2 separate regions of the Homo sapiens genome follow, and region 1 is linked to region 2. Evidence: read pairs that join two places in POLR2A ChIA-PET (ENCODE). Cell type or tissue: Panc1. All regions are shown on one strand. Each heading gives the region's core, and the rest is flanking DNA. Links, peaks and the distances in the headings are about the cores only. Region 1 has its middle 66 kb from the start of RASL11A. Region 2 has its middle 89 kb from the start of USP12-AS1.

Region 1 (16,374 bases), core at 2,887-10,886, 300 kb after region 2:
TTTTTAATGCCTAAATCAGTTATTTCACAGGAGGCTGCAAAATAGTGGTTTGCTAATTCTATCATTCCTTCTTTCTTTACTGGCTGACATTCTTCAGTAAAAAGTAGCTTTCTTTCATGTACTGGGGTGGATCCGTAGCTCCTAAGAAGATGGTAAATGCTGATTTCTTTCCCCTTACTTAAAATTAGGAACAATTTGAGCATTAAAAAACCAAACTGTAGGCCGGGTGCGGTGGTTCATGCCTGTAATCCCAGGACTTTGGGAAGCCGAGGTGGGAGGATCACAAGGTCAGGAGTTCAAGACCAGCCTGGCCAACCTGGTGAAACCCTGTCTCTACTAAAAATACAAAAATTAGCCGGGCGTGGTGGCAGGTGCCTGTAATCCCAGCTACTTGGGAGGCTGAGGCAGGAGAATTGCTTCAACCTGGGAGGCAGAGGTTGCAGTGAGCCGAGATCGCACCACTGCATTCCAGCCTGGGCGACAGAGCAAGACTCCGTCTGGGAAAAACAAGACAAAACAAAACAAGAACAAAAACAAACTAACTGAATGTAATATATTGAACAAATAAAAAACTCTCTGATTTAATTTAATTTCATTTTTGGGTATGTAAGAAAAGCATTAAAAGGGGTTAAATGCAAAGTTTTATAAACTGCACTGGTAACTATTTCTCAGGCTGCTGACTGTGTAAAACCTTCATTTAATGTTTGTGCTAAAGTCTGCCACGCACTGGATAAATTCCTGCCTTTAGTGACCTTGGACTTTGGAATCAGATGGATCTGGGTTGAATCCCGCCTAGCTCTGCCACTTACTTGCTGGATAATTTTCGGAAAAGTATTTAACTTCTCAGAGCCTTAGTTCTTCCCTCTGAAGATAGTCGTGATGAGAAAGAATCCAGGTGCCCTATGTGCAATGTTCAGCCCAGGATGAGTTAGCGCTCAGCATCCTAGATCCTTCTGCTTCCCTTGAAGAAGGTGAAGGTCCCAGGAAGAGGAGCTGCCTGAGCTGAATTTCAAAACCAGTAAAGAATTGGGGCTCTTCAGACACCTATGATCATGTCCAAGAAGACCAAGTCACGATTCATACTGGCTTATTGTTCCTTCATTTATCTATCTGGTGGTTACTGAGTGGTGTCTCTATGGAAGGTAGCATGCCGTGGACTGCAGAGTGAAGGGGGCTAGCCCTCATTTGTGTTGCTGTTGGTGGTCCTAACCCATCATTCTGCACAGGGCTTTCTCCTATCCTGGGACACTGATGCTGGTTCCCATTCAGCCTCTCCCCAGATTTCTGAAGCCAGGAAGGATGAGTAGTGAATGGACAGAAGGGAGGAGTGGGATGGACTCAAACGGACAGAGGCTAGTGGAAAAGCAGAGCCTCTGGGAGAACTAGAGAGGGGAGAGATAACTTTGTTTTAGCACAGACTTCGATAAACAGTTACTATGAAAGAAACCACACTAACCATGAATGAAATGTCAAAGGAATGAACAAAGCAAGAAATCTGTGCAAGAGTTGACATGAACAAAGCCACGTGTGTTGCAGGTGAGCAGACGCCAGTCCAGTAATAATGGGCTCTGAAAATGCCATCCAAAGAGAACACATGCCAAAGGGACCAAATTTCTTTTCCTTCCTTCCCTCCTTCCTTCCCTTTCTTTCTTTCTCTCTCTTTCTTTCTCTTTCTTTCTTTCTTTCTTTCTTTCTTTCTTTCTTTCCTTTCTTTCTTTCCTTCCTTCCTTCTTTCTTTCTTTCCTTCTTTCCTTCTTTTTTCTTTCCTTCTTTCTTTCTTTCCTTCTGTCTGTCTTTCTTTCTTTCCTTCTTTCCTTCTTTTTTCTTTCCTTCTTTCTTTCTTTCCTTCTGTCTTTCTTTCTTTCTTTCCTTCTTTCTTTCTTTCGAGACGGACTCTTGCTCTGTTGCCCAGGCTGGAGTGCAGTGGCAAGATCTTGGCTCACTGCAACCTCCGCCTCCCTGGTTCAAGAGATTCTCCTGCCTCAGCCTCCTGAGTAGCTGGGATTACAGGCACCCGCCAGGACTCCTGGCTAATTTTTGTATTTTTAGTAGAGATGGGGTTTCACCATGTTGGTCAGGCTGGTCTTGAACTCCTGACCTCAGATGATCTGCCCCCACTTGGCCTTGCAAAGTGCTGGGATTACAGGCGTAAGCCACCGCGGCAGGCCAGTTTTTTCTTAATTTCAGTTTCTGTCTCTATGAAAAGCTTGCAATTTTTATACTGTTACAGAGGAAAGAATCGACTTGCATATGTAAATCACATCTATAAAATATAACTGATTTAATGTATTTTTTCTCCAAAATACTAGAATTTAATACCATTATTTCTCTGTGTTTGGAATTGTAAGCTCATAAATACATGTACTCCTAAATGATATAAAAGGCAGATACTATTCCAAATAATTAGGGAGTATCTTGATTTTAAAAATACATGGGATTACTCATTTTAGAGGTTTAGTAAGTGATACAGTTTTATAAAATCTTTTTTTGGTGCTATGGCCTGCAGGATTGAAAAACAACAGCAACAGCATCCTATGAATATTTGAAAATGGAACAATATTCTAAGCATCTTATAACAATTAAAGAAGGAACGAGGTAAATTCACTGTTGCATGGATTATTTTAGAAATTACAGCATCAATCTATTACAGATTTTGAATGGAACTATAATCCACTCATATGCCAGACATTCTGCCCTTGAAATCTTGTCATCCAGAGATTGACAGCTAGACAATTAATATAGCCACTTGGGTTGGTCAGAGGGCCATGTCAAGCATGGACAATTCCAAGTGTCTGCCCGATAAAAAGAGACCCTGTGCCCTCAGCATTGACCCTTTTAAAACAAGCTTGGTAGGGCCAGGGATCAATAATATTTAAAGCTATCAAGTTTTAGATAAGACCATTGAAGCCAGAAACATTAGCTGTGCAGGTGGAAAGAAGTAGCCTCTGGCATCATCCTTACAAAAAAACTCAGAATACACTTGGCCATGGGTATCCATGGGTTCCATATCTGTGCATTCAACCAGCTCTGGATCAAAAATATTTGAAAAAAATTGCACCTGTGCTGAACATGTATAGACTTCTTTTTCTTGTCATTTGTTCCCTAAAAAATACAGTACAGCAACAGTTTACATAGTATTTACATTATATTAGATATAAGTAATCTAGAGATGATTTAAAGTATTTGGGGAGATGTGTGTAAGTCATATTCAAATATGATGCTGTTTTCTATCAGGGACTTGAGCATCCTTGGATTTTGGTGGCCCAGGGAAGTCCTAGAACCCATCCTCCATGGATACTGAGGGATGACTATATATCTGAAGAACTTCAATTTTTCAGCATTCTCTTTTCATGAGGTCTTTTTAACGAGTCCCAAGGAAAGGCCAGTTACAGTTTGAAACTATCTCCAAAATCATGTCATCAACTGTGGGACACAGGAATGAGGAGGAAGAGGGATTCCTGACAGGTGGCCTTCTGCTCAGTGATGATTCAGAGATTAATTTTATGATCTTCTCGTTGACATCAATTAATGGAACAGCTGGCTGAGGGCTTCTGTTTTTCTTTACTGGGTTATCGCCTGACCCAAGAAAGCCAACACCAAATTCTTAGGGACAGAGGAAGAACTCAGCGTGTGTGTGTGTGTGTGTGTGTGTGTGTGTGTGTGTGTGTGTGTGTTTGCAAAAAATATGCATGTCCAAGAGGTCCATTGGCCCACTGGAGACACCAGCAGGAGTGTAGGAGTGTGACTGCTGTCTGTTGGGTGCCGTGTTCTTGATAGTTCTAACATGTTACTCAATTCCTGGTTGTCTCTTTGGGAATATAGGAAAGTCTAGATCTCTTCATTATATTATATATTAATATGCATCACTAACTTAGGAGCTTTGAAGCCAAAAAGACCAACCAGACATAGATCCTGCTCTTGAGTTTACAGAATAAAGCAGTGTTTCTCAACATTGATTACCCATTGAAATCACACAGGGAGTTTCAAACAATGCTGCTGCCAGTTTCACCCACTGAGATCCTGAATGAAATTGGTCCAGGATGTGGCCTGAGGCATTGAGATTTGAAACTTCTTGGGTGATTCTAATGTGCATCCAAAGTTGAGAACAATTGCAGTAAAGGAAAGACAAAGTCCCCAGAAGTCTGTAAGCTAAAGAGTAGTAATGGCTGGGCATGGTGGCTCATGCCTGTAATCCCAGCACTTTGGGAGGCTGAGACAGGAGGATCTCTTGATGCCAGAAGTTTGAGATCAGCTTGGGTGACATAGTGAGACCCCATCTGTGTTTAAAAAAAGAAGAAGATGAAGATGAAGACGAAGACGAAGATGAAGAAGAAGAGGAAGAGGAGGAGGAAGAGGAAGAAGAAGAAGAAGAGGAAGAAGAAGAAGAAGAAGGCTGGATGCAGTGGCTCATGCCTGTAATCCCAGCACTTTGGGAGGCTGAGGCAGGAGGATCACCTTAAGTCAGGAGTTCGAGACGAGGCTGACCAACATGGTAAAACCCCATCTCTACTAAAAATACAAAAATGACTGGGGTATGGTGGCATGTGCCTAAAATCCCAGCTACACGGGAGGCTGAGGCATGAGAATCGCTCAAACCCAGGAGGTGGAGGTCGCGCCACTGCACTCCAGCCTGGGCATCAGAGTGAGATTCTGTCTCAAAAAAAAAAAAAAAGAAAAAAAAAAGGGTAATAACAATTATCAGTCTCTAGGAGTGATAATACGACTATATAAATAGTGGAAGTATAACCTATAAGCATTGTGGAACTGTAATACAATTATACAATTTGAAGTTGCTGTTCTCTCTTGCATGCATATGCATGTATGTATGTATACATATATACACACATATATTACATAAGTAATACATTCTTCTAGTAATAGATCCAATGATATACAAATGTTTCTGTTCCCACAGACTGCTCAATGTGCAATTCTCCAGTCCCCTTTCTATGCATTTTAAGCACATTTATATATATATATATATATATACACATACATATATATATATCTAGTCACATATCAACAAAACTGAGATCAGGTTATCTAATCTGACTTTTAAAAATGTTGGCTGGGCGCGGTGGCTCACGCCTGTAATCCCAGCACTTTGGGAGTGGGAGGTGGAGGCAGGCATATCACAAAGTCAGGAGATGGAGATCATCCTGGCTAACATGGTGAAACCCCGTCTCTACTAAAAACACAAAAACAAAATTAGCCGGGCGTGGTGGTGGGTGCCTGTAGTCCCAGCTACTTGGGAGGCTGAGGCAGGAGAATGGCGTAAACCCGGGAGGCGGAGCTTGCAGTGAGCCAAGATTGCACCACTGCACTCCAGCCTGGGCGACAGAGCAAGACTCTGTGTCCAAAAAAAAAAAAAAAATGTTTAACAACTTTCACATCCACACTTTTTAATGGCTATTTAGTGTCATTGGCTCTTTGGTATACTTATACTCTGCTTTACTAAGCCACTCTCCAATAGCTTAGTAAACTTAGCTGTTTCTAGTTACTTGTGTTTCAACTGCTATAAAAACTCTTTATAGCAGCAACAAAACAACACAAATAGTTAAACAAGTAACTCTAAAACAAGAACTCAGAATTTTCTTAAGATTTAGGGGCCGAGTGAAATGGCTCACACCTGTAATCTCAGCACTTTGGGAGGCCAAGGTGGGAGGATTCCTTGAGGCCAGGAGTTCGAGACTAGCCTGGCCAACATGGCAAGACACTGTCTCTACAAAAAATTTAAAAAAATATTAACCAGGCATAGTGGCATGCACCTTTGGTCCCAGCTACTGGGGAGGCTGAGGCAAGAGGATCACCCGAGCCCACAAGGCAGAGGTTGCAGTGAGCCATGACCGTGACACTGCACGTGCCTGGGTGACAGAGAGACCCTGTCTCAAAAAAAAAAAAAAAAAAGTGAACAACTTAGTCTCTGATTGAAACCCAGAAACCTTTCATTTTTAATCCTGGAACCACTTCTGGCTTAATCAAATGCTCAGGCATTTGGGCAAAAAAAAAAAAAAAAAATGGGAGAAGTGTTGCTCTGGAAAACAAGTATGGTTTCTAGTGGAAACTCTGAAAGGAACACAAGCGTGGACTTTTTTGAGTAGGAGGAAAAGAATAAGAAGCAATGCATTCATCTGAAAAGAAAAGAAACCAGAAAGGGCGAGGTAGTAAGGAGACACTTCAACAATAGAATCCAGATTTCCTATTTTATTTCATTTTGAGAAGAGGGTGATTACGCATATACAAGTAAATCACTTGAGATGACTAAGCTGAAGGTGGGGTAGGAGGCGACAATTGTCTCTCCACCGTCACTGGCATGAGCAAGTGAAGTTTAAGTGGGAATAAAATCAGGAGATGCAATTTCATGAAATCACCAGTGCTATTGTGGAAAGCGGCAGCTGCCTCTGAGGACGCCTTGCCTGGCAGTGAAATCAGCAGGTAGATTTTCCAGGCCGGAATGCAATTGTTTAAGCAGTATATTAGATGTCTATTTCATCTGAAATAATAATCATCCGGTGCCCTGTTACGCACCATAGCAGCTGCTTCTCTCCTGGCATGGATGGGATTGGTGTAGAACCTGATGTGATGCTGACTTACCCCAGAGTTAACAGCAGATACTCACAGCAGATGTTATGATTCAACAGGTCAAGAGGCAAGCTCTCTGATGCTTGAGCCTGGATTATCGCCCCGAGACTTGCTGGTCAGAGTTTAATTCGATCATTTGTTAGTGTTATGACACTGTATGTACTTGTTCCCACGAAACCTTAGCTATTTGGGGCTTAGCAGTGGATTCATTTTAAAATTGTCTGAGAATTTTTTTTTTTTTTAAGAAATAGCTAGGAGTAAAGAAAAATAATCAGCATGGCTGTTTAGGCAGTTTGACTTCCCAAGTATCGTTTCTTATCTTGTAAATAATTACCTCACATCAAATGTGACAGATTTGGGGGATATGTCTGGGCATGCGCCCAGCACTCATCGGATGATGTTGCCTGAGCTGGGGGTTCCTGAGGCTTCTGCCAGGCAGTGGTCTGTTCACCCAGGGTTGTATGCTCGCAAATGGCTGCAGCCAAAGGCTGCAGGTCCATTCCTCTGGAAATGCTTTCGGTAATCAGCAGGAAGAGAACATTCCAAGCCCTCATTTTAGGCAACTTTTGAGTTTCATCTTTTTCTGAGCACTTCATAGGACATAGAAAATAAATGTTTTCCCTCCTCCCTTTTAGAAAATGCACTAGACAGTGGTGGTGAGGTCTAAAGGTGGATAAGAAGGAGAGGAATGGAGAAGTGAAGCACCTGGGTGGGTAAGCTGTCCATGATCTGCCTCTGAGACATTGCCTTGTTTTATCCCATGTGGTCTGTTGAACTCCCATCCCTCCTCTGCCGGGTGACAATCAGCACAGGGGTTGGAGTGACAGCATGAAGGTGATGGCCCACCCATGTCAATGGCCTGAGACTGCCTGGTGAAGAGTTGGTGGTGCATTATGACTAAAGCCTCTTATCTTCCCACCCACTGTTCATGGAACCAAGGGTTTCATCAGGATTTGTTATTTCACTCAAGTCTGGGAATTAACTGTGACTCAGTGTTGAGGGCTAAGGCATAAGAGGGCATCTAGCTAGTTTAACTACAGCCTAGTGGACAATCAATTATCAATTCTGACTGTTCTGAGTCAGGCCAAGCGATCCCTTATTAATTCTGACTGTTCTGAGTCAGGCCAATCCCCAGCCCAGCAGCTGCCCAGCATCCACAGTTGCTGACCATGCTGGGGTCCCTGGGCCATGTACCTTCCCGACATTGCCTGGCAGGTCCAGCACAGGACTGTTTTGCTTGGAGCTCCCCAGTGTTTGGACTCACAGTGAGAGAGCATGCATATGTTTAGAAAGTTCTGGTGGTGGGCAGCAGGGTGCAGTCCAGGCAGGGGCGTTTCATCCTGCTCAGCCGGCTGCTGTCCCCACAGGAGGGCAAAACACTTGGTGGGGAGAGCACAGGGCCCAGTCTCCGGGGCTGCAAGTCACATCTCTGCATGTCAATGCCATGAGGACAGGCCCGTGTGTGTCCTGCTGACAGGTCCTCAGCACTGAGCGCATGGCAGGTGCTCAGTTAATACTGGCTAAATGGACAAAGAAATCAGAGAGGGACAAGGAAACATTTGAGTCAACAAGATAAACAGGGAGAGTGGAAGATACTCTCACAAATGAAATGCTATGATACAGTGCTGCTCAAAGTTCCCATCGAAATAGCTCTCCTAAGAGAAGGGCGGAAGGCACGCTCAGACTAGGGGGCCTGGAGTGGAGCCCTCGGGACAATAAGGCACATTTAGTGATGTGCGATTCATGGCCCGGTTTCCTACAGCCAGCTTCGGGTTTGTGTTGAGGTCCCTGCCATGGACCCCTCCTGGCCGAGCTCCTGGGCTGCCTCTTGGTAACTTCTACCCCCTAAGAGTCCCTGAAGCGTGTTTAGACCCTCAAAGTCTAGCCCCGAGGATTACAGCCCTGAGCCAGAGTTGCCTCCGCTGTGTGACTACAACGTCCTTCAAGTCCTCCTTTCCTGTCGGAGGTCATGGGATTGCCTCTTTTTTTTCTGGAGGAGAGGCTGCCCTCCTGCCCTGGAGGTGTGGCCTCTACCTGGGCAGTGGCAGCGCCCAGCATAACTCAGCACAGAGTCCAGCGACAGCACCAGGGACACCACTTGCAGAAATTGAGACAATGTGGGAAGAATTTCCTGACAAGCTGTTGGATATTAACGGAGCCTAACAGAAGCTGAAATCCGCTGGCAGACCCTGCACGGTGAGAAGCCCCTTTGCCTGCACAGACTGCATGCGGATGAGCTCACCTAGAGTTTGGTGACCTCTTCAGGTGTCTGAGATCCCACCATTCCACAAGCCCCTTTCAAAATATTATTGTGACCCAGTTTTAAGCAAGTAATTAGACAGTCTTATTTTACAGCCCAGGAATCTAGGCCATGGCATGGTGGGCCATTTGTCCAAAGTGAACGGAAAGCTAGGCTTTGTCAGCTTTTTGCTGTCCTCTGAGGAGCTTCCAAAATTGGCAAAGCTCTGGTTTCAGACTTATAATTAGCCTTCAGAAAACGATGACAGATCATCCTGCTATATCGAGGCCAGTCTCTTTTTCCCAGGAACCTGACACAAGGTCCCACTTCAAGCATTCCATGACCCAATTTGTCTTTCTTGGTGACTGGAGTGTGGCGACTGCAGGAGAAACAGCCTGTGGCTGGCAGCGGCGGAACTCCTGTCCCTGCCCCTCTCCTAGAGAATGGAGCTCCCCGTAGGGGGCTCCTTTTGGCTGAGGCCCATGGGCTCAGCTTCTTGGGCCCACGGAGCCTCAGCTTGCACCCCGAATGCTGATGGTGCTCAGAATTGATATTGTGGGTAGTTACAGGCCCTGGGTGTCTCAAATAAACTGTGAGTAGGGGGATTGCTTTAGGGGCTTCTGATTTCTCCCTACGGCTCAGATGCCCTCCCTCAGTTCAAAGTCTTTAAGCCCACATGATTGGTCCTGGAGTTCTTGAGGTGAGCCTTGGGTTGGGAGATATCTCAGGCTCAAGAGCAGTCAAGGCCATGCCCTACTCACTCTGGTCCCACTAATCTACTCCCCACAGAACATTACACTCTGTACCCCCACCACAATACAACCACACATGTGCACACACACCATGCACTCACACACACCACACACTCAGCCCCCATACGTCACACCACATGCACACACACTTACATACATGCATCACACACCACACACACACAGTCACACATATACTCACACCTCCACATCCCATACCACATACACACATACCACATATCACACATGCAACACATGCACACTCACACCCACACCACACACACAGCACACTCCTCATGCCCTCCACATCCCCACACCCCACACACTCATATACCACACATCATACACACATACACTATGCACAACTCACATCACCCATCCCTATACTCTCACACCACACCTCACATACACATAGCACGCTCACACCTCACACACACACACCACACCACCTTTACATTCGCAGAGTTTTGTAAGGTCTTTCCAAAACCCGTGCAATGCCAGCCTGGCCAACACGGAGAAACCCTGTCTCTACTAAAAATACAAAAATTAGCTGGGCATGGTGGCGGGCGCCTGTAATCCCAGCTACTTGGGAGGCTGAGGCCAGAGAATCGCTTGAACTTGGGAGGCGGAGGTTGCAGTGAGCCGAAATTGTGCCGCTGCCTGGGTGATAAAGCGAGACTCAGTCACTAAAAAAAAAAAAAAAAAAAAAAAAAAAAAAACCAAAACCCGTGCAATCCTCACTTCTAGCAACCGCCAGGGGTCTCTCCCCACTGTCTGTGCCATTCAGTGGCCATAAGCAAGACAACACCTTCACTGTGGGTGTCCTGGCTAGAGAAAGGGGTCCAGCTTGGAGACATAGTTTGCTAGTACATCAATCATTAAGAAAATCATATGTGTTTAAAACACACTGAATTTTATTTTCTTTGGAATTTTTTTAATTTTTTACTTAATATTACATTAGGGTACAGTATAACACAACGTGGATTTTTATCCTGGCTCTGCCATTTACAAGTCAGTTAACCTTTGACAAGCAGCTTGATTTCCTCATCTGTGAAATAGGAATGACTATTATTTTTTTAAATGCTTTTTTTTTTTTTTTTTTTTTTTTTTTTTTTGAGAAAGAGTCTCACTCTGTTGCCCAGGCTGGAGTGCAGTGGTGCGATCTCAGCTCACGGTAACCTCTGCCTCTCGGGCTCATGCGATTGAAATAGGAAGAATTCCATATGTCTCAAAGGGTTGTTGTGAAGGTAAGGGCCAACCGCATAGCGCCCCTACTGTTCTGTTTGGTGCATGGTGGGTGCTTAGTGCATGGTAATGAGGAGACAAGCAATAGAGTTGTCTTCATCTGGCTCTGCCTCTCCCAGTGGCAGGGGCTGCACCCATTCTCAACATTCCCTTGGGCCAGGGCCCCCAACTTCTCCAGGTCCTGGGGAGATGGTGTGTCCCACTGGCTAAAGGATGAATGTATAGCTTTTGGCCCATCACCTCTCCATGAGTGTTCTACCAGTGTGGAGATATCTTCAGCTAGAAAAAAAAAAAAGTCGCTGGGCACAGTAGCTCATGCCTGTAATCCCAGCACTTTGGGAGGCCGAGGCAGGCAGATCATTTGAGGCCAGGAGTTCGAAACCAGACTGGGCAACATGGTGAAACCCTGTCTCTAGTAAAAATACAAAAATTAGCCAGGCATGGTGGCGCGCACCTGTAATCCCAGCTACTCAGAGGCTGAGGTACGAGAATTGCTTGAACCTGGGAGGCAGAGGTTGCAGTGAGCCAAGATCTCACCACTGCACTTCAGCCTGGGTGACAGAGTGAGACTCTGTCCCAAAGGAAAAAAAAAGTATCCTTCTTGGGGCAGTCTGGTTTCTCTGGAGGTTCATTCACTCCCTACAGGCGTCTCTCATTGGCTTTCTGCCTGCCAGTCTCACCTGCCTTCCTGCATGAACTGCTCTAAGGAAAAAGCAATGTTCTATTTGTTATCCTGGGTGGTGGTGACTCTGGTGTTGACTTTCTAATACAGAGATGATAGACTTCATAATATTTTTAATAAGTGAAAAACCAAAGTAGCAATATGAGGGTTGCCTGGAAAAGAGCTGGGCTGAAAAGGAGGTGAGTTAGGAGGCTCCTGTCAGATCCAGGTGAGAAGTGGTGAGGGTCTGGACTTGGGCACTGGCAGAGAGAATGGAGAAGCGGGGAGGGCATCCTCACACCCCAAGGTGGTGGAAACGAAGTGCTTTGGCACCTGCCGTTGCACTGAATACATACGAGGGAATTGTCCAGAACTCCAATGACCCCTGGGTTTCCTTTAGCAGACTGCATAGTCTGTGGTGGGTGGGGCAGCAGGGGAATGGGTTGAAAGGGATGATACCTTTTGTTTAGGGCGAGTTGAATTTGGAGTGCTTCTGGGAACATCCAAGTGGAGTGTCCGGTAGTCAGTCAATAAGGGGACTGTAGCTCAGCAGAGTCAGGAGCAGCTGTCTTCAAAAAATGCTCAACAGCGGCAGGGCGCGGTGGCTCATGCCTGTAATTCCAGGACTTTGGGAGGCCGAGGCAGGCGGATCACGAGGTCGGGAGATTGAGACCATCCTGGCTAACGCGGTGAAACCCCGTCTCTACTAAAAATACAAAAAATTAGCCAGGCGTAGTGGCGGGCGCCTGTATTCCCAGCTAGTCGGGAGGCTGAGGCAGGACAAAGGCATGATCCCGGGAGGCGGAGCGCAGTGAGCTGAGATCGCGCCACTGCACTCCAGCCTGGGCGACAGAGCGAGACTCCATCTCAAAAAAAAAAAAAAAAAAAAAAAAAAGCTCACCAGCTAAAGATTGCTCCAAGTATACTCATCCATTGCTTAACGATGGCAATATGTTCTGAGAAGCGCATTGTTAGGCGATTGAGTCATTATGCGCAAATCACAGAGTGCTTGTACACAAACCTAGATGGCATAGCCTGCTGCACACCTGGGCGATGTGGTCTGGCCTATTGCTCCTAGGCTACAATCCTGTATGGCAGGTTACTGTACTGAATCCTGTAGGGAACTGTAACACGAATCACTAGGCAACAGGAATTTTTCAGCTCCATGATAATCTTATGGGACCAGCATCCTATATGTGGCCCACTGTTGACTAAAACACCATCATGACTGTAGTTACTTCCTCTTCTACTTGACTGGAGGGGCCAGAATCTCCCCCACACCCTGGTAATTTTGCAGACTGAGTCAGTGGATGGCCTTTCTCCCATGGTCCATCTTTCTTTACCGAAGCACAGAGTTTAATGATTTTTTTCAGGCTCCTTTTCCCCCGGTTATAATGTGGAACTGCTCAGCCTGATACTTAAGAAGCTCATTTCCCATTTAAACCTTATTAGAAATCTAATTCCTCCACTATAAAATGACAATGCAATAACTTCAGCTTCCCCTGCTAAGTTGGGGAAAGAGGCATCAAAAGCCACAAGTAAACAGGAAAGGCAGAGAGAATGAAAACAAACCTAATATTTATTCCAGGCCCTGGGGCGTAGTTCACAGCTTCAGGGAGGCTCCTCTGCTCTTTGGGCACACCTCCGGGACTCTTCCCTAGTGTCTGCTAGTGGAAAAGACATGCGGGGGAGAGAGGTGTCCTCCCATCACCTCCCTGGCCCAGTGCCCAGCATATGAGGAAACAGAGACCAGGGAGGTGATAGTGCCTGGCTGGGGTGATTGATGGAGCTGTACAGAGAGCCAGGGCAGAGGCGCCCGGGTGCGTGATGTGAGGAGCTGCTCAGTCTGCCCTTGCACAACCCTGAGAGTCACTTCAAATCTTGAACTCTAAACACTTTTCTTGCTTCACCCTACCCCAGACCCCGGTCACAGACTGAGGATAAAATCTCAGGTATCTTGATGCTGGAGTCTGTGTTCTTCTTTGCTGTACCACACTTTGTGGACTATTTCAAACTCATCTTTCATAGCTGGGCTCAAATTTCCCTTCCATGAAGCTGCCCTTGATTTACAGGTTCCAGAGGCCTCTTGCCCCCACCTACCTTTCCCTGGCACTTGGTTCATACTTACCTTAAAGTATTGATCCTGTTAAGTCTTATGTGCCTGTTTCTTCTCCCAACTCTATCCCAGGATAGTCTTTATAACACAGAACTCAGTATATGTCAAGCACTTAATAAATACTAGTTAAACAGTGAATGAATGAATGAATGGCCCTGTGATTTGCCGTTCAGAATGCAGAGGTGTGGCCTGGGAACAATGTGCTGTGGACACAGCTGGTCACAGGGGTCGGGTCCCCGGATGCTTCCTCTCTTTGTGCGCTTTCCTCCCCACCCACATGCAGACCTCCCTCCAGTCTTCAGAGCTGGACCCTTCTCAGGACTCAACTTTAGTGGGGAGGAGGCTTTCCTGAGTGCAGCCCCGGCCACTGAGTCCCGTGCTCGGCTGCTCTCCCCTTTTCCTTACTCCACTTCAGTGTTCTCTTTCCAATCCTGGTACCTGGCCCACCATCTGCCTCTCAGGCCATTTCCATCACAGAGAGGGGATGTTCCCCGACAGCTCTCTTCCAGGAGGGCCCAGGTGGTTCTGAGCACTGCAGGTGCCCAGCAAGGAAGCAGGTGAAGCTGACTTACATCATCTACTGCTGTGCCCCATAAAACTCATACTTTACTGCTTTTTCTAGGATTTTTAGATTCAAGGGGTACATGTGCAAGTTTGTTACGTGGATATGTTGCATAATGCTGGGGTTCAAGCTTCTGTTGAGCCCGCCACCCAAATAGTGAGAATAGTACCTGAAAGGTAGATTTTCAACCCTCGCCCCCTCCCTCCCTCCTCTCTTTTGGAGTCCCTGGTGTCTACTGTTTCCATCTTTATGTTCTTGTATACTCTTTGTTTAGCTCCTATTTATAAGTGAGAACATGTAGTATTTGATTTTCTGTTTCTGTGTTATTTAGGAAAATGGCCTCCAGCTGCATCCATGCCGTTGCAAAGGACATGATTTCAAGGCCGGGCACGGTGGCTCACGCCTGTAATCCCAGCACTTTAGGAGGCTGAGGTGGGCAGATCACCTGAGCTCAGGAGTTTGAGACCAGCCTGGCCAATGTGGTGAAACCCCATTTCTACTAAAAATACAACAACAATGAAAAAAAGTAGCTGAGTGTGGTGGCATGTGCCTATAATCCCAGCTACTCAGGAGGCTGAGGCAGGAGAATTGCTCGAACCCAGGAGGTGGAGGTTGCAGTGAGCCAAGATCATGCCACTAGACTCCCGCCTAGGTGACTTCGTCTCAACAAACAAACAAAAGGACACGATTTCATTCTTTTTAATAGCTGTGTAGAATTTCATAGTGTATATGCACCACATTACCTTTATCCAATGCACCATTGGTGTGCACCTAGGTTGGTTCCATGTCTTTGCTATTGTGAGTAGTTCCACCAGACATCGGCACTGGCGTGTTTATCACAGCTTTACTGCTTTTGTTTCTATGTATTTATTTAAGGGGCCACGCTAATCTTCTCTGTATCGTTCCAATTTTAGTATATGTGCTGCCGAAGCAGGTGCAGCTTTACTGCCTTGGAGCCTACTTTCAGCATCTGTATTTGGATCTGTTTCCCCAAGCGTTCCTTTCCTGAGTCTCTCCTGTGGTCCTGATGATGAAGTGAATCCTGGGGACGAAGCCTCACCAAGTCCTAAGAAATATTACTACCTGTTTGTTTGGGTCTTAAGTTTCTTTAAAAATTAAGATGAAGCATGTCCCTCAGTCTCCTGGAAAAGGTAATCAGAGATGATGATGAGTCCCAAAGGCCCACAGTTAAAAAACATGGGTGGAAACATGCCAAACCCATTGTGCTAAAAGGGAGAGGCAGCTTTGCTGTGTCCTCTTCAGACACAGAGGGAGCAGTACCTGCTTTGGGGTCCAGGAGACTTTGGGCACCTGAAGAATCCCACCTTCAGACAGAGGGCAAGAGCAATGCAAAAAATTCCTGGACATTGCTCAGCAAAGCACAGATGGGAAATAAAAGGAGAGTAAGCCTGGGCAACCCTGGGCTCTGCCTCTTGGTGTCCCCAGTTTTCATCCCATCGCAGTGGGAATGGAGTTGGCTTAGGGGGCAGACATTCTGATTATGGCAGAACCCAAAACACGGCGATAAAGAAATGGCTTTTGTTTTAGCTTTTCATTCGGATGTAGTTTCAAGTTTACAAAAAAATGTACAAGGAACATTTATAAACTCTTTACCTAGATTCACTGATTATTAACATTTTAACCCGTCAGCTTTACTGGTTGATCATGTGCTCCCCACTCCTCTCTCATAATTTTTTTAAACATTATTTGGAAGTCAGTTACATGTGTCATGGCTGTTTACTCCTAAATACTTCAATGGGTATTTTCTAAGAACTGGCGTATTAGTCTGTTCTCACATTCCTATAAAGAACTACCAGAGTTGGGCATGGTGGCTCACGCTTATAATCCCAACACTTCGGGAGGCAGAGGCAGGAGGATCACTTAAGGTCAAGAGTTTGAGGCCAGCCTGGCCAACGTGGTGAAACCCCGTCTCTACTAAAAATACAAAAATTAGCCAGGCGTGGTGGCGCACACCTGTAATCCCAGCTACTCTGGAGGCTGAGGCAGGAGAATCACTTGAACTCAGGAGGCAGAGGTTGCTGAGACTGGGTAATTTATGAAGAAAAGAGGTTTGACTCACAGTTCTGCAGGTTTAACAGGAAGCATGCCTGGAGGCCTCAGGAAACTTACAATCGTGGAGCAAGGTGAAGTGGAAGCAAGCAGGAGAGAGAGAGAGCAAGTGGGGACCTGCCAAACACTTTGAAACCATCAGATCTCAAG
Region 2 (16,374 bases), core at 3,599-11,598:
AATGCCTCCTTGGCATTATTTCCAACAAAGACGTGCTCAACTTGCTTAGTCACATAGGTAAGAACTCAGAAGAAATCCCAAGCAGACAGTAGACGTTTGGACTGTGGGCATTTTCCCTTTTATCCCTAGAGTTCCTCTCAAAATTAAAGAAAGAATTTCAGTCTTATATATGCCTCGTGGAGTTGTGTCACTCTGATTAGCACCAATATGCATCACAGCCATTTTTAATGTGATAATTTAGCTGTGGGCAGTGTCTTGCACTTAATAATGCTTAATAAGGGTTTTTGGGGAAAGGAGGGTATGCTCCACACACTACATTTTGGAAGTAGATGCCTACTAGAGCTGGTGCTCCTGCATTTCTGAAAAAGCAGGAACTGCTGCTGCTGATGCAGGGTTATGCCACAGACAGCCATCCTGGAGGTGAGCACTGGCACCTCCCCGGGGTCCTTCCACACCTGCCTTGTGTCCCAGGTGAAGCCCATGGCTCGTGGAGGAAAACCTAGTTCTATGTCCCTGGGAAAACAACATAAGGAATGAGATGAAATGTTCTACTTAATTGGCCTATGAACTCTCACAACCTGTTTTTCTGTTCTTTTCTTTTTTATAAGCGTCTGTCAAAACTGTCTCCGGCTGTCACCACCAGCAGCCGTCAGGCCTGGACATGCCTTCCAACACTCCCACTACCCTGTTTATAAACGTTCCTGCAAACTGGTCTCGGGTCACCCTAAAAGCTAAAACAGGTTGTTGTTTTATGTCAGCCTGAAGGAATTTAGAGACTTTATCTACAAATTCAAGACAGAATAAAGCCTAGGGCTAACTGTTAACCTGTCACATAAAAAGAGACATCCAGGTTTATTCTCTTCCCTAATAATTCTACCCTTCAAATATCAGTCAGTGACAGTAAGGGGAAGGATGGAGAGAGAGGGAATAAAGACACAGTGGACACAGTGAAAGGGAATCCAGGTCCTTGGGTGGAGATGTGGTTTTGAAGTTGGGTCTGTAAGCTTAGGAGGAGTATCTGTTTACTCCCTTCTTTCTCAAAGTTAGTTTACTGAACCTACAAGAATTGGGACCGGAGTACAGATGACCTACTTGAGGTAGTGCATTTGAGGGGTTTAGGCTCCATACTAGATTTAAGATAAGTGATGATTAAAAGCAGCCAATAACAGTAAGACAGTATTGGCTGATCTCACACTGAGCAAACATATTACCTAAGGGGCAACAATGATTCAATTGACCGGGTTTCTCATTAAAAAACCACGAGAGCAAAAAGGGGATGTGTATATCTTCAAAGCGCTGAAAGAAAAAACAGTGTCAACCTACGATTCTATATTTACTGAAAATATCCATCAGTAAGACATTAAAATAAAGACATTCTCAGATAAAGAAAAAACAAGAGAATTCATTGCCAGCAGACATGTTCTAGAACAATTGCTAAAGGGAGTTCAGCAGACAGAAGGGAAGTGATTCCACAAGGAAGCCTGAAACATCAGGAATGAAGGGAGCAACAGAAATGGTACATATCAAGGTCAATATCAGAGACTTTGCTTTTCCTGTTGAGTTATTTAACCCATATTTGACAGTTAAAAGACAAAATTATAACATTGTCTGATGGAATTTTCAATGTATATAGATGTAAGACAAGAGTAATAAGAGGCGTGGGGTGGTAAAGATTCCAATATGGTGGTAAGATTTCCACACTCCACTTAAGTGGTAAAATACTGATTTTAAGTAAACTGTGAGAAGTTAAGCCTCTACATTGTAATCCCTAGAGCAATAAGTAAAAACTGCACAAGGAGATAAATAATAATTAAAAGGACTAAAAATAATTAAATAACCTAGCAAAAGGCAGGAATGAGGAAACAGAAGAATGAAACAAGAATGAGAAAAGAAATAGAATACGAATAATAAAATGGTAGGACTAAATCTAAAATACCACTAATTACATTAAATATAAATATTCTATATTATGATATTAGTAAAAATAAAAAGATGAAAAGAGATATGTTCTACAAACACAAACCAAAGAAAGCTAAGTGTCAATATCAGAGTAGACTTCACAGCAAAGAAAATAGTCAGAAATAAAGAAAAACTATGTAATGATAAAAGGGTCAGTTAATCAAGAAGCCAAAACAATCCTATATGTGTAGGCACCTAAAAATAGAGCTTCAAAATACAAGAAGCATGCCAGGTGGGAGGACCACTTGAGCCCAGGAGTTACAGACCAGCCTAGGCAATACAGCAAGTCCCCTTCTCTGCAAAAAATTAAAAAATTAGCCAGGTATGGTGGTACACGCCTATAGCCCTCGCTACTTGGGAGGCTGAGGGAGGAGGATCCCTTGAGTCCAGCAGCTCAGGCTGCAGTGAGCTATGATTGTACCACTGTACTCCAGCCTGGGCAACAGAGCAAGACCTCATCTCTTTAAAAAAATAAAATAAAATAAAATAATAATAAAAGCAAAAACTGGCAAAACTAAATGGAAAAATAAACCAATCTGCAAATCTAGTTAGATTTTCCACAGTCATCTCTTGTTCATAAATAGAATTAGTAGAAAACCAGCTGGGATGTAGATGAACTAAACAATCCATACATCAACTGTATCCAATTGACATTTATAAAATAGTATACAAAACGACAGCAAATTATAACTACTTTTAAAGTGCAAATGTAACATTCACCAAGATAGATTATGTACTAGATCATAAAACAAACCTTAACAGAAGTAAAAGAATTAAAATCATACCAAGTATGGAATATAATGGAATTAAACTATAAATAACAGAAAGATAACAGAACAATCTCCAAATTCGTGAAAATGAAGCAACACATTTCTAAATAATGGTTCAAAAAAGAAGTTTCAGGGGGAATTAGAAAGTATTTTGAATTGAAACAACATGAAAATACAGCATATCAAAATGGGTGGGGAGGCCGGGCGTGGTGGCTCATGCCTGTAATCCCAGTACTTTGGGAGGCCGAGGCAGGCTGATCACCTGATGTCAGGAGTTCGAGACCACCTTGGCCAACATGGTGAAACCCTGTCTCTACTAAAAATACAAAAATTAGCTGGGCATGGTGGCATGCACCTGTAATCCCAGCTACTTGGGAGGCTGAGACAGGAGGATTGCTTGAACCCAGGAGGCGGAGGTTGCAGTGAGGTGAGATCACACCACTGCACCCCAGCCTAGGTGACAGAGCAAGACTCCATCTCAAAAAAAAAAAAAAAAAAAGTGTGGGATGCAGCTAAAGCAGTGTTGAGCATTGAAATGCTTAGACTAGAAGAGAAGAAAGTTCTCAACAAAATAATCTAAGCTGAACCCTTAAGAAACTAGAAAAAGAGAGGAAAATAAACCCAAAGCAAGAAGAAGGGAGGAAACAGAAAAACAATATGCTTATAAATGTAGAAGAAAATCAACAATATTCAACATCCATTCGTGATAACAACTCTCAACAAACTAGGAACAGAAAGAAATTAGCTCAGCCTTATACAGAGTATCTACAAAAATCCTACAACTAACATCATCTAAAGGAAAAACTGAATGCTTGCCTCCTAAGGTGGCAAATAGGCAAGGACCTCACCTTCCCTGCTCCTATTTAATATCACACTAGAAATCCTAGTCAGTGCAATAACGCAAGAACAAAAAACAGAAAGGAAGAAACAAAACAGTCATCCTTCAAAGACAACATGGAAATCCCAAGGAATTTTTAAAATAAAATAAAAAATTTAAAGCCTCCTAGAACCAATAAGTAAATTCAGAAATATCAGAGGCTACATGGTCAACACACAGAAATCAAGCATATTTCCCTATACCAATAATGGACAATGAAAAACCAAAATTATGAAAAACACCATTTGTCATAGCTTCCCCCAAAATGAAATAATTAATATTACCATATTTAGTAAATAAAAGTGTAAGATACCCCATTAAATTCAAAATTCAGATAAAGAATGACTAATTTTTTAGTGTAAGCATGTCCCAAGTATTGCATGGGACATACTTATTCTAAAAAAAATTACTCATTTTTTTTTCTTTTTAATTGAGATTGAGTCTCACCATTTTGTCCAGGCTGGGCTCAAAGAAGATCTAAGGAGATGAAAGAAAAACAGTCATGCTTATGAACTAGAAGACACAGCATAGTAGAGTTGTCATTCTCCCAAAATTGATGTATAAATTTTATACAATTCCAGTAGATACATTCCAGCAGACTTTTAAAAATAGATATAGACAAGCTGATTTTAAAATATATCTGGGAAAGCAAGGGAACTAAAATAGCTAAAGCAATGTTGAAAAAGAAGAATGAAGTTGGAGGAATCACGCTGCCTGATTCAAAGACTTATAAAGCTACAGTAAACACACAATCCAGTCATGGTGAAGGGACAGACACATAGATCAATGGAACAGAAGAGAGCATTCAGAAACAGACCCACATAAATGGCCAACTGACTTTTTTAAAAGGTGCGAAAGCAATTCAGTGGAGAAGGCAATCTTTTCAGCAAACAGAACAGTAGGCCATCCATATGCAAAATAAATGAACCTTGACCTACACTTCATACTTTACACAAAAATTAACTCAAAAATGATGAGGATCATTCCATGGGAACCATTCCATGGTGACTATTATGGCCTACCAATTATAACTTTATATATTCTGGTTCTTGAATTATATACATCCTAAAAGTCAACCATCAAGAAAATGGCCGAGTAACGTGAATGAAAAGATATTTACTCTGTGTGTTCAAGTTTGTAGTTTGTTCATTCATTTGTTAAAACACTTTCTGAATGCCTATTATGGGTTAGGTAGAAGAATAAGACACAATCTGTACCCCCAAATTTTCCTACAGATGTCTTGCCATGAGGCATTGCCCATCTGAACACTAAGAGAGCACAGAGGGGTTTCAAGACCAGAGGGATCACCAAGACCTTAGAGTCAGACAACCTAGAGAAATAACACAGCTCTGTCTTGTCCAGGTCAGAATATTAAACCCAGTAACAACAACAACAAATACAGAAATATTCATTTGGTGATATTTATTCAATAAATATGTATTGGGCCAAGCTGTGTCCTAGGTGCTATGGATACAGTTATGAGCAAGACAAAGTACATATCTTAAGGGTTTACATTCTGGGGCAGGGGCAGGTGGGGCAATCCAGAGAGAGACAAACATTGGCCCATAATTAATAAAGAAATCAAACGGGGAAGATAGAGAGGGACTGAGGCAGGAGACTGGAAGGAAACTAAGCAGTGTGGTAAGGTAAGGCACCTCTTATCTTACCAGTGTGTGATGGTAAAGTCCTGAGGCTCAAGGCCTGGGGTGGCCAAATGGAAAAAATGCCAAATGCAAAAAAATAATGAAAAACAAAACAAAAACCAGGCACAAATAGAAGAAATGCCAGTTCAGCCAGCTTGGAGTCAGTATAGCACGGGGAACTAAGCCCATTTCCTGCAGTGTAACGGGTAAGAAAAATTGAGCACTTGCCTTTCTGACCAGAGAGAAGAGACCCCATTTTAGCAGTGTGATGCAATGTAGAGACAAAAATGGTTGAAAGATTTTTTAAAATAACCACAGCAGTGGAGGTAAAAGCCTTAACTTTAGGGTCAGAGGAAGTCCGAGGTGCCCAGGGCACATCCCTGCTGTGATGACCCTAGGATGTGAGTAGGACTCATGGTGCTGGGTGCAGAGGACCAGAAAGGGGATCTTATTTCATTCTTATTTATTTTTTATTTTTATCTTCATTTTTTTTTAAGAGACAGGTGTTTTGCTCTGTCACCCAGGCTAGAATGCAATGGCACGATCGTAGCTCACTGGAGCCCCAAACTCTTGGGCTCAAGTAAATTATTCTGCTTCAGCCTCCCAAGTAGCTGGGACCACAGATGTGCGCCATCACAGATGGCTAATGTTTTAAAATTTTTTTGTAAAGACGAGGTCTCGCTATGTTGCCCAGGCTGGTCTTGAACTTGTGGCCTCAAATGATGCTCCCACCTCCGCCTTCCAAAGTGCTGAGATTACAGGTGTAAGCCACTGTGTCTAGCCTTCAGGGAGGGAATCTTTAGCTTTCTGCATCTGGATGGCAGTCCCCATGGATGGCATCCCCATCAGCAGGGGCTGAATGGACGGTGGATGAGAATCACTCATGGTCATATGTATTATGCTTGGTTCTCTGTGTCTTCAAGTTTGTAGTTTGTTCATTCATTTGTTCAAACGCTTGCTGAGCACCTATTATGGCTTAGGTAGATGAATAAGATGCAATCTGTGCCCTCAAGGATGTTATTAGGCTTATGACAATGTGACACAAATTCTGTTATCACAGACATGGGGTTACAGGAGCAAGGAGAAGTGAAGAGTGCTCCGAGACACCAGCACTGTGGAAGGGTGCATTATTCAGGGTTATCCAGAGAAATAACCCATAGATTATATATAAATACATATATAAAGAGATTTATTATAAGGAATTGGCTCACACAGTCGTGAAGACTGAAGTCCCAAGATCTGCCATCAGGAAGCTGGAGACCCAGTTCCAGTCTGAGTCCAAAGGCCTGAAAAGCAAGAGAGCTGATGGTGTAAGTTCTAGTCCAAGTTCGACAGCGGGAGACTGCGGTTCCAGCTCCAGAAGAGTCCGGCAGAGAGGGTAAATTCTCCTTTCCCTCGCCTGGTGTTCTATTCAGGCCGGCAGCAGATTGGCCGAGGCCCACACACCCACTGGGGAGGGCCATCTGCCTTGCTCCACCCACCCATTCAAATGCTCCTGGTCCAAAAGCACCCTCATAGACAAACCTAGGATATGTGGGCACTCCGCGCCCCAGTCAAGCTGACACCTAAAATTCAGCCTCACGAGTGGGCAGGAAGAGGAGCATCTGTAAAGCAAACTGGGAAGGAGCGGCTGGGGGAAGAGAGGGAGAATCAGGAGGAGGTGTCGTGAGGAAAGGGAGAGAGGGGAGCGCTGCAGCCAGGAAGGAGTGGCCGCTCTCGAATCCTCCGAGAAGGCGAGCGGGACAGGGACAGAGGCGGACGCTGGGTTCAGTTATGAGCTGATGGGTGACCGGGCCGTGCTGATGGGGGCAGAATGCAAATGGCAGCGGGCTGTGAAGTGGACGCACCCAAGTTCTTGCTAGAAATTTAGTGGCACAGGAAGGAAGCACAGAGAAGAGGGAGGAAGCCCCCCAGGAAGAGAGCTTTTGTCTGTTTCTTTTTCACGGGAGACGTGAGACAGTAAGTGCTGATGGGAGGACCCGATGGGGAATAAGAAAAGCTGGAGCAGAGAGAGGAGAAGGGCCCCTCAGTATGCCCAAGCCTGGGACAGGCAGGGCCACCTTTGCCTTCCTCACGATTTAGAAAGGGGAAAGAATAGAGAGAAACACAGGGGAAGCTGTGGGATTTGATAGTGGGAGCCCAAGGACATTCTTGTCTGGCCAATTGTCATTGTCCCTGTGTCCCACATGAACCAGGACAGCTCCCACACTGGCGCCACTTCCCAGCAGTGCGATGTCAGGCAAGCAAGCAATTCAGCCTCTCTCTGCCTCTGTTTCTCCAGCTCAAATATGGAGCTAATGATACCAACCTCAGCGGGTCCTTGTGAGGATTAGTTGAAATGCTGAATTTAAGAATGTTTGCTACTGCATCTAGTAATTATTATCGTTAGCACTATTATTAGTTTAATTATCCTTCCTTGTTAAGAATCAATTATAAACCATTCTTTCAGTCTTCCTGTTTTTTTTTTCTTTTGTAGAACCAAAAAAGGCATGGAAAATCTTTCCCGGTTGTCATCGCCTCAGCCTGGAGGGTCAGCTAGTGCCTGTCCATCCCTGCAGGGCAGCTGCCTCTCACTAGGAGGAGAATGCTGGGTTTTGCACCTGGGAAGTCTCAGAAGGTGGGACATTCGTTGGCTAAGTAGAAAGCTGAGCAGATCTCAGCTCTCTCTCTGTTGAGTGCCCAAGCACACATAGAACTACACACGTGGTATCTCAGCAGTAAGGCCTGACAGCAAGGCAAGGGGGGACAGGCGGGAGGTGAGTCATGATCCTGCGTGTGCGTTGGTGCTCATTCTGACCCGCGCACCGAGATGGAAGCTGTGACACAGGAGGCTGTGTCAGCGCCATCCCAGCTCTGCAAGTACATCCAAATTCCAGGTTCCCGCCTCACCTCTCTGGTCTACCTAAGAGTTCACAGCGCAGTTGCAGTGCTCTGGGTTCCTGCCTGCTTCATGGTACCAGCCCATGCCCTTCTGTGATCCACACGCGTCCGGGACCTCATGCCCAGCCCCCAAGACATCCAGTGCAGAGGCACAGCCAATGAATCACCCTGCTGTCATACCTGCCTTCCCATTTTCAAAGATCCTTTTCTAAAAATACTATCAATGAATGCACTGTGGCATGGAAACAGAAGACAGCCGACTTAAAAACTGAATCTCCGGGCTTGGAACTTCCCCTAAATCATATTCTGGCAAAACATCTACAAAGCCCAAACACATTCTTGACCTTTGAAGAAAATGTCAGTGTGGAGCAAAGGCCTGTGTTCTGACCCCACCCAGCTACAAGAATTTCCTCCCTCCTGCCCGCACATCTTCAAAGAGTCCCTGAGATTCCAGGCTGGTTGCTACTTCCCCAGGGGAGCATTGCATGCATCTTTTCCATGTCCTGGAGGTCCAGAGGGGCTTTATAAAGTGGCCCCAACCCAGCAGCATCTGGGGCTGTGCTCCTGTTCTGTGCTCTAGGGGAAATGGAAGCAGGAGTCAGATTTGTCTTGGAGGATTCCTGTTCATCAGCAGGAGTTCTGAGTTACATGCCGAAAAGCAGACTACATTTTTTGCATTGCAGAGTGCTTCTGAAAAACACCATTCTAGAAAGGGGGATCATACATCCCAGTTTGCCTAAGACAGTTCTGGTTTACAGCTGTTATTCCTGTATACGTATTAATAGCACCTCTTTTACTCTCAAAAGCATCCCACTTTGGCAATAAAATTCCACTTCCCAGTCCTAGTCTTCCCATGACTGGATGGTGGCTGTTAAAGCCTTGGCCTCTAGAAGCGCCCCGGCAACTGGCACTTAGCTTATCTCTGAATTGTCTGCCGGAGTGAAGCTTAATTAAGATCTTGTTAGTTTGGGGAGAAAGAATCAAGGACATTTGGCAGCACATCCCTCACTTTATGTCACCCCTAAGTGAGATCCCCAGCCAGCTTCAGGGGGGCATTTTCCTGTCACCAGCCTTCTTGGTTCTCAGGAGCAGAGTTATCCTGTAGCAAGAAATGTTCACATCAGAGGTTTCCGACTTGCACAGAGAAGAGTCCGAGGAAGTGGGGAGACCTCCCTTGCTCACCCTCCCCTACTAACTGGCCAAAGCCTTCCTGGCCACCGCAGGACCTCAGAGTGCATCTCTGGCCTTTCAAACACAGTGTTATCTACTGTCCATAAACAGCGACCAAGAAACTCAAAAAGAAGAACCAGAACAGCCCAATGCCTGCACAGAGCAGTGCTCAATTAATACTTGTTGACTGATTGACTAATACATACATGAATGAAAGAACAACAAAATTGACAAATATCTGGCCCTCTGTGTGAGCTGAGAGGAAGCACATCATTCTAACACAGCACCTGAGAGCATTCTCACACCCAGAGCTCAAGGAAAATCAACACGCAAGGAAAAAATTCAGGGAGGGAGGCACCAGCCACCAACTCCCCTGGGGTGGCGGGTGAGCATGTGGAGAGGCCACAGCTGTGCACAGCTGGGTCTCTGTTGCTCAGCTTCTGGGAACCGGCAGGTGCACGTGGCTGTCCTCAAGGTTTTGCTCCACCTCCTGTGCCTCATTCCAGTTCCCTTGAGGGAGAGAACTGAGGACACTTCTGTATCCCTGAGCCTGGAGGAATTATAATAAGATGCCATCTCCGAAGAGAAGGGAGAGGGGCCAAGACCTCACTGGGGAGCAACCTTGCTCCTCTCTCCAACCTTCTATGGCTCACACTTACCAACTTTGCTCTTCTGTGGTCTCTTTTTCCCAAGATCCTGTTACAAATACAACATAGGCTTAAAAGCAAAAGGCATTAGCAGAGATCATTTGGGTCACTTCTTAATGATACGAAGATACCATTTGGTGAGTTTTCTACACGGGGCTCTTGCTCAGTGTTGGCAGTGCACAGTGCTCTTAGGGACATTTTTGAATGTAAGCCAAAAGTGTTTTTGAATATGCTCAATTCACCAAAAGATATAATTTTATGTATTAATAACATAGCTTCAAAATATATAAAGCAAAAAAATGACAAAACTAAAATGATAAATAGACAAACCCATGAAGATTTGGACAACCCAATTTATCCCTTTGGAAAAGAGTGGCATTATGTTTAAAATTATGGATATGGAAATCCAGAACTTCCAATTCTAGGTGCAGACTATAGAGAAACTTGAGCACGTGTGCACAGTGACTCACCCTCAGAAATATTCATCACAGCCTTGTCCACTGCTAACAACCCATTCCACAGCCAATTTTCCATTTACAGGGAAGTGAATAAGTAGTTGTGGCAGATTCATACAAGAAAATGCTATACCGCAATGAAAACTCAGTGAACTTAAGCCACACATATAGATGCATCTCAAAAAGCAATGTTGAAGGAAAGAAGCAAGATAAAAGCACCCAGGCCGGGCACGGTGGCTCACGCCTGTAATCCCAACACTTTGGGAGGCCAAGGTGGGTGGATTATTTGAGGTCAGGAGTTCGAGATCAGCCTGGCCAACATGGTGAAACCCCACCTCTACTAAAAATACAAAAATTAGCCAGGCATGGTGGCGGGCGTCTATAATCCCAGCTTCTCAGGAGTCTGAGGCAGGAGAATTGCTTGAACCCAGGAGGTGGACGTTATAATGAGCCAAGATTGCGCCACTGCACTCCAGCCTGGGAGACAGAGTGAGACTCCATCTCAAAAAAAAAAAAAAAAAAAAAAAAAAAAAAAGAATCCATAGAGTATGATTCCGTTTCTATAGAGCTGAAAAACAGCCAAAGCTAAAGTGCATTGTTTAAGAATACATACATAAGCGATCAGACTATAAAGGAAAGAAAAGAGATGACCATCCTAAAAGCTAGGAGGATGATGACTCTGCAAGGAGGAAGGGTTTGGCCGGGGAGACACACCCAGGGGCTTCCAGGGTGCAAGTTCTAGTCTAGTTCCTGACCTAAGGAGTATTACCCAGGTGTCCACATCATAATTCTTCATTCAACTGGACACACACTTTTACGCAAGTTTATGTATGTGAGGCGTATTTACCAATAAAAACAATGTTATCAAAAATGTGGGAAAGGCTGGGGCCAACGGGGTCGAGTGCCCCTGGCTGGGACTGTCCTGCCCAGAGAAGCTCTGCCTCTCTTCTCTCCCTCCACCTGCTGAGAGGCAAGGGAGCCTCCGGTCTCCCCATCTATGGGGGTCTCCCCTACCCCCAGGTGGTCTAGGTAGCAGCTGGTCCAGACCTGCCATGTCTCAGGTCCTGGGGTGAAGGCTCCCAGCCCCTGGCTCTTCCTGGTGGGCAGCTTCTTCCCAGATAGGCTTTTCCTCCCACGGAAAGATGTATGCGTGGGCTTGGGGGAACAGCCACGTGACTTGGTCCTGGGCCCCCAGCCTGCCCAATAAAGAGGCATTCTCAACACGGTCCACATTAGCTTATCAGGATCCAAAGCAGACATTTGCCTTGACCTCCATGTCTTGAGGACATCAAGGGGAGAGAGGGCTGTAACAGGGCAAGATTCAGACACTCAGGCTCTTCAACCCTGTGGCATTGTCTGTTCCCAAAGCCCAGTCCCAAAGGTGGAGGCAAACAGGGCAAAATATTAGAGCCAGGCCTTTGGGGTAAAATCCCCCGACCATGCTCCTTCCATTCCTCAGCCAGAACTATTTGGTCCCTAAAAGTGAGCTGGAGCTGAGGCATTTCCCGTCCACCCGGGGGTCCCAGCCATGTTCCTAGGCTTCCAGGAAACACTTTTTCTCCAGATAGATTGCTGACACCTGTACATAAAATAGACTCCCATAAACAGGCATTTTCCAAAAGCTTTTAAACCGCAGAGCGTTTACTTAAAGCCTGAGAAAATAAGCCTTAGGCTCATTTTCCTCCAACAAGGAGCTCAGCTGCTGCATTCTCCAACAGTGACTGCCAAAATTGGGCAGGAGAGGCCCAGGGCGCAGGCCCGTGCTCCCTGACGCTCCGCAGGCCCGACCACAGGCTCCCCAGAGCTCCCTGGCCCGAGTCAGGTCTGCCCCAGAGACTAACAAAAAGCAGGCTTCGGCCAGGCGCGGTGGCTGATGCCTGTAACCCTAGCACTTTGGGAGCTACTCAGGAGGCTGCGGCAGAAAAATTGCTTGAACCCGGGAGGCGGAGCTTGCGGTGAGCCAAGATCGCACCACCGCACTCCAGCCTGGGCGACAGAGCGAGACGCCGTCTCCAAAAAAAAAAAAAAAAAAAAAAAAAAAAAAAAAAAAAAAAAAAAAAAAAAAATCTCCTTACTCTGCTCTCCTCACTAGAGGGAAAAGAAAGCCACAGGGCAGAAGACAGGAAGGAGACAGCGCCCAACACTTCTCAGGTCGGGAAAATGGCTTTTAACAGTGAAATCAAGCTCTGCTTTCTCTTGTGGAAGTAAATGGAGCTAACTCCACCTTCAACTTCCGTGTAGGAGAGGTGGCCAGGCCTGTGTCCAGCGGGGTGCAGCTAGCTGGGCCCAACAGCGGGGAGGCGGGTCCCTCTCCCCAGTCACAACTAGGGCCTCCCTCCTCCCTGATAACATCCTCCCTGCGCCCCATTTCGTCCCTCCTGCCTTTCCATTCCAGCTACTGCAAAGGGCGAGGACTGTGGGTCTCACCTCCTTTCCTTCCCGCCTCCTCCAGCCCTGCAGCCTCCTTCTGTCTGCATGGTCCTTGGAAGCTTCTGCCTCCAGGGCACCTTTTGGGGTTGGATGCTCCCACCCACACTCCGCACCTGGACAGTCTCCCACTGTCCTTTCCAGGAAGTCCTGGACCCTACACTGGTCCTTCTCTGTTCCCTTTGTGACTTTTTGCTTCCACTCTTGCCCCGCTCCAGTCAGTTCTCCATACAGCATCCTGGGTGACCTTTGAAAATAAAACAGACCTGACCTGGCCAGTCTCCTCCGCAGAACACCCCAGGGCTCTCCATGGCTTTCAGGATGACAGCCAAAGTCCTCGCCAGGATCCCCAAGGCCTGAGCCATCTGCCCTGCAGTCTCCCTGCTCTCAACCCTGCTCTTGACCTCCCATCGGCCCCTCCAGGCAGGCTGCCCCCTGGCTCTTCCTGAAATGCATCAGCCCAGGCCCAACTCGGGGCTTCCCCTCAGAGGTCCTTCTGCCCCATATCTCGGCCTAGCTCCCCAGCCCTCACTTGATTTCCATCTCTGCTCCAATGCTTCCTCTTTAGAGAGATGCTCACCACATCAGCCTCTTCACCCATCACTGTCTCTCCACCTACCTGCACAGGGCATCCACGTGCATGATGCAATGTATCACATATGACAGAGTACATATTTGTCTGCTGCGGGCTCCTTCCCTAGAATGGAAATCCTAAGAGGGCAGGGGCCTTGTTGGTTTCATTCATTTCTGCATTCCCAGAACGTAGAATACCAACACATAGCAGACACCCAATAAAATAGGCATCGGATGAATGAATCAATGATAAAAAAATTATATAAATAGTTTAAACATTTTATTTTAACTTAAAACACACATATGGAAATTCACTTGCCAGTATTTTGAGTGGGGCCAAAGCCTTTCTTTGAGTGTGGTGCCTCCACTAGGGAGCTTGCCCCCTTTTTTGCATAAATTCCACCTAGAAAGCATTCGCCACAATTTCAAATGTTAATGTCTTTTTTTTTTTTTTTTTTTTTTTTGAGATGGAGTCTCACTCTGTCGACCAGGCTGGAGCTCAGTGGCATGATCTTGGCTCACTGCAACTTCCACCTCCTGGGTTCAAGCGATTCTCCTGCCTCAGCCTCCCGAGTAGCTGGGACTGCAGGCACGCACCACTACACCTGGCTAATTTTTGTGTTTTTAGTAGAGACGGGGTTTCACCATGTCTCGAACTCCTGACCTTAGGTGATCCACACACCTCAGTCTCCCAAAGTGCTGGGATTACAGGCATGAACCACTGCCAAATGTAAATTTCTTTTCTTTTCTTTTCTTTTCTTTTTTTTTTTTTTGAGATGGAGTCTCACTCTGTCGCCCAGGCTGGAGTGCAGTGGCACGATCTCGGCTCACTGCAACCTCCACCTCCTGGGTTCAAGTGATTCTCCTGCCTCAGCCTCCTGAGTAGCTGGTACTACAGGCACGCACCACTACACCTGGCTAATTTTTGTATTTTTGGTAAAGACGGGGTTTCACCATGTCTCAAACTCCTGACCTTAGGTGATCCGCACACCTCAGCCTGGCAAAGTGCTGGGATTACAGGCATGACGGCATGAACCACTGCCAAATGCTAATTTCTTTTTTCTTTTTCTTTTCTTTTTTTTTTTTTTTTTTTTTTTGAGATGGAGTCTCGCTCTGTTGCCCAGGCTGGAGTGCAGTGGCACAATCTCGGCCCACTACAACCTCTGCCTCCCGGGTTCAAGCGATTCTTCTGCCTCAGCCTCCCGAGTAGTTGGGATCACAGGTACGCGCCACCACACCCGGCTAATTTTTGTATTTTTAGTAGAGATGGGGTTTCACCATATTGGCCAGGCTGGTTTCGAACTCCTGATCTTGTGATCCGTCTGCCTTAGTCTCCCAAAGTGCTGGGATTACAGGCGTGAGCCACCGTGCCCAGCCCAAATGTTAATTTCTTTAAAGAAGCATCATAAGATCTTAAAGACTCATGAAAAGCAATTTCAGCACAGAGGCCTTCCTTATTTTCATTATATTCCCCTAATCTTCCGTACACTTAATTGAAAGCAAATGTTTAAGTCAATTTGCCCTTAGTGAGTCTTTCTAAATCATTCAACTTAGTTTTCAAGAAACAACTTTCTTTTTGTGCTCATTATATTGGTTTACATAATTTGCTTACATAATCTGTAATTAAATGACTGAATCACAATAACATGTATTACAGGCATAAGCTGATGTAGGGACAAACACCACTCAACTCAAAAGCGTGCAGCTGAGCAGGAAAACTGCCTGTGGTCACCGGGCCATGGGGATCTGCTGGCACATTTGCTCCATGAGTCAGCTTAGAAGAGGTTGGATGACAGAGCTGGTTCTGTAGTATGCAAATCCTGGATACAGGCACATGCTCATTCTGATGCGGACTGGCATGCCACCCACAGAAAAGAATAGGAAAAGCAAAATTAGAGCGCGAAATGCGACAAGGATCCAAACAAGAAATTTCCCTCAGCCTTTCCCAGCCAAGGAAAATTCCTGCATGAGAAGGAACTGAAGTAAATATAAGGAAGGAAGGAACTGAAGTAAATATAAGGAAGGAAGGAACTGAAGTAAATATAAGGAGGGAAGGAACTGAAGTAAATATAAGGAGGGAAGGAACTGAAGTAAATATAAGGAAGGAACTGAGTAAATATAAGGAAGGAAGGAACTGAAGTAAATATAAGGAAGGAACTGAAGTAAATATAAGGAAGGAAGGAACTGAAGTAAATATAAGAGCCACAGTGAATGTCGGGTTTCTAGACATAGAATTGGCCTGTATCATTAGTAAGCTGAACTTGGTTTTCATTTTTTTTTTTTTCTGTCCCCCAGGCTGGAGTGCAGTGGCATGATCTCGGCTCACTGCAACCTCCGCCTCCTGGGTTCAGGCAGTTTTCCTGCCTCAGCCTCCCAAGTAGCTGAGATTACAGGCATGCACCACCACACCCGGGTAATTTTTGTATTTTTAGTAGAGATGGGGTTTCGCCATGTTGCAGAGGCTGGGCTGGAACTGCTGACCTCAGGTGATCCGCCCACCTTGGCCTCCCAAAGTGCTGGGATTACAGGTGTGAGCCACCACGCCTGGCCTGGTTTTCATTCTTGAGTAAGAATGACTGTAATGTCATTCTCAATTTCTCTGTGGTCCTTTCAATCCTGCACAAATTAATACCTCCAGGTATTTTTACAAACAGGCTTCTGAACCCAGAGTGAGTCCTCACTTTTAATTCTTGTTTTCCTGACTTAGTAACTTTATCCAGCCCAGGTGTCACCATCATGGGTTCTTCTGTTCATTTGTCCATCAGACCCCCATGGAAAACATTGGCCCACCTGTGGATCTCAACAACGCTCCCTCCTGTCTCTCAAGGACACCCTCTTCTAAGGTCTTCACTGCTGGGGTCCTGACCTTCACACACACATTTGCCACAGGGCATTGTCATTGTCATCATCATCCTCCCTCCGTCCCTCCCAGATGCACGGGCTCCAGAAGCCCGGCAACTCCTCCCTGCTGCA

Evidence for each region. Peaks named below come from ENCODE experiments on the same cell type or tissue, not always from the same donor. Only the 100,000 strongest peaks of a DNase experiment are listed, where the experiment ranks them.
Region 1: POLR2A ChIA-PET joins it to region 2 with 5 read pairs; 3 of 35 experiments call an interaction of 5 or more read pairs at or near these places.

What each region holds. Positions count from the first base shown.
Region 1 is chr13:27,328,659-27,345,032 of GRCh38, forward strand. It overlaps the pseudogene RNU6-70P. Among named protein-coding and RNA genes, the nearest start is that of RASL11A, 66 kb to the left of the region's middle. RefSeq lists enhancers at 6,396-7,595, 7,410-8,101. In Panc1, for the core only: a CTCF peak has its summit at 10,845; no DNase peak of the experiment used is centred there.
Region 2 is chr13:27,028,053-27,044,426 of GRCh38, forward strand. No RefSeq gene overlaps it. Among named protein-coding and RNA genes, the nearest start is that of USP12-AS1, 89 kb to the right of the region's middle. RefSeq lists an enhancer at 7,745-8,944. In Panc1, for the core only: no CTCF peak of the experiment used is centred there; no DNase peak of the experiment used is centred there; H3K27ac peaks cover 7,759 bases.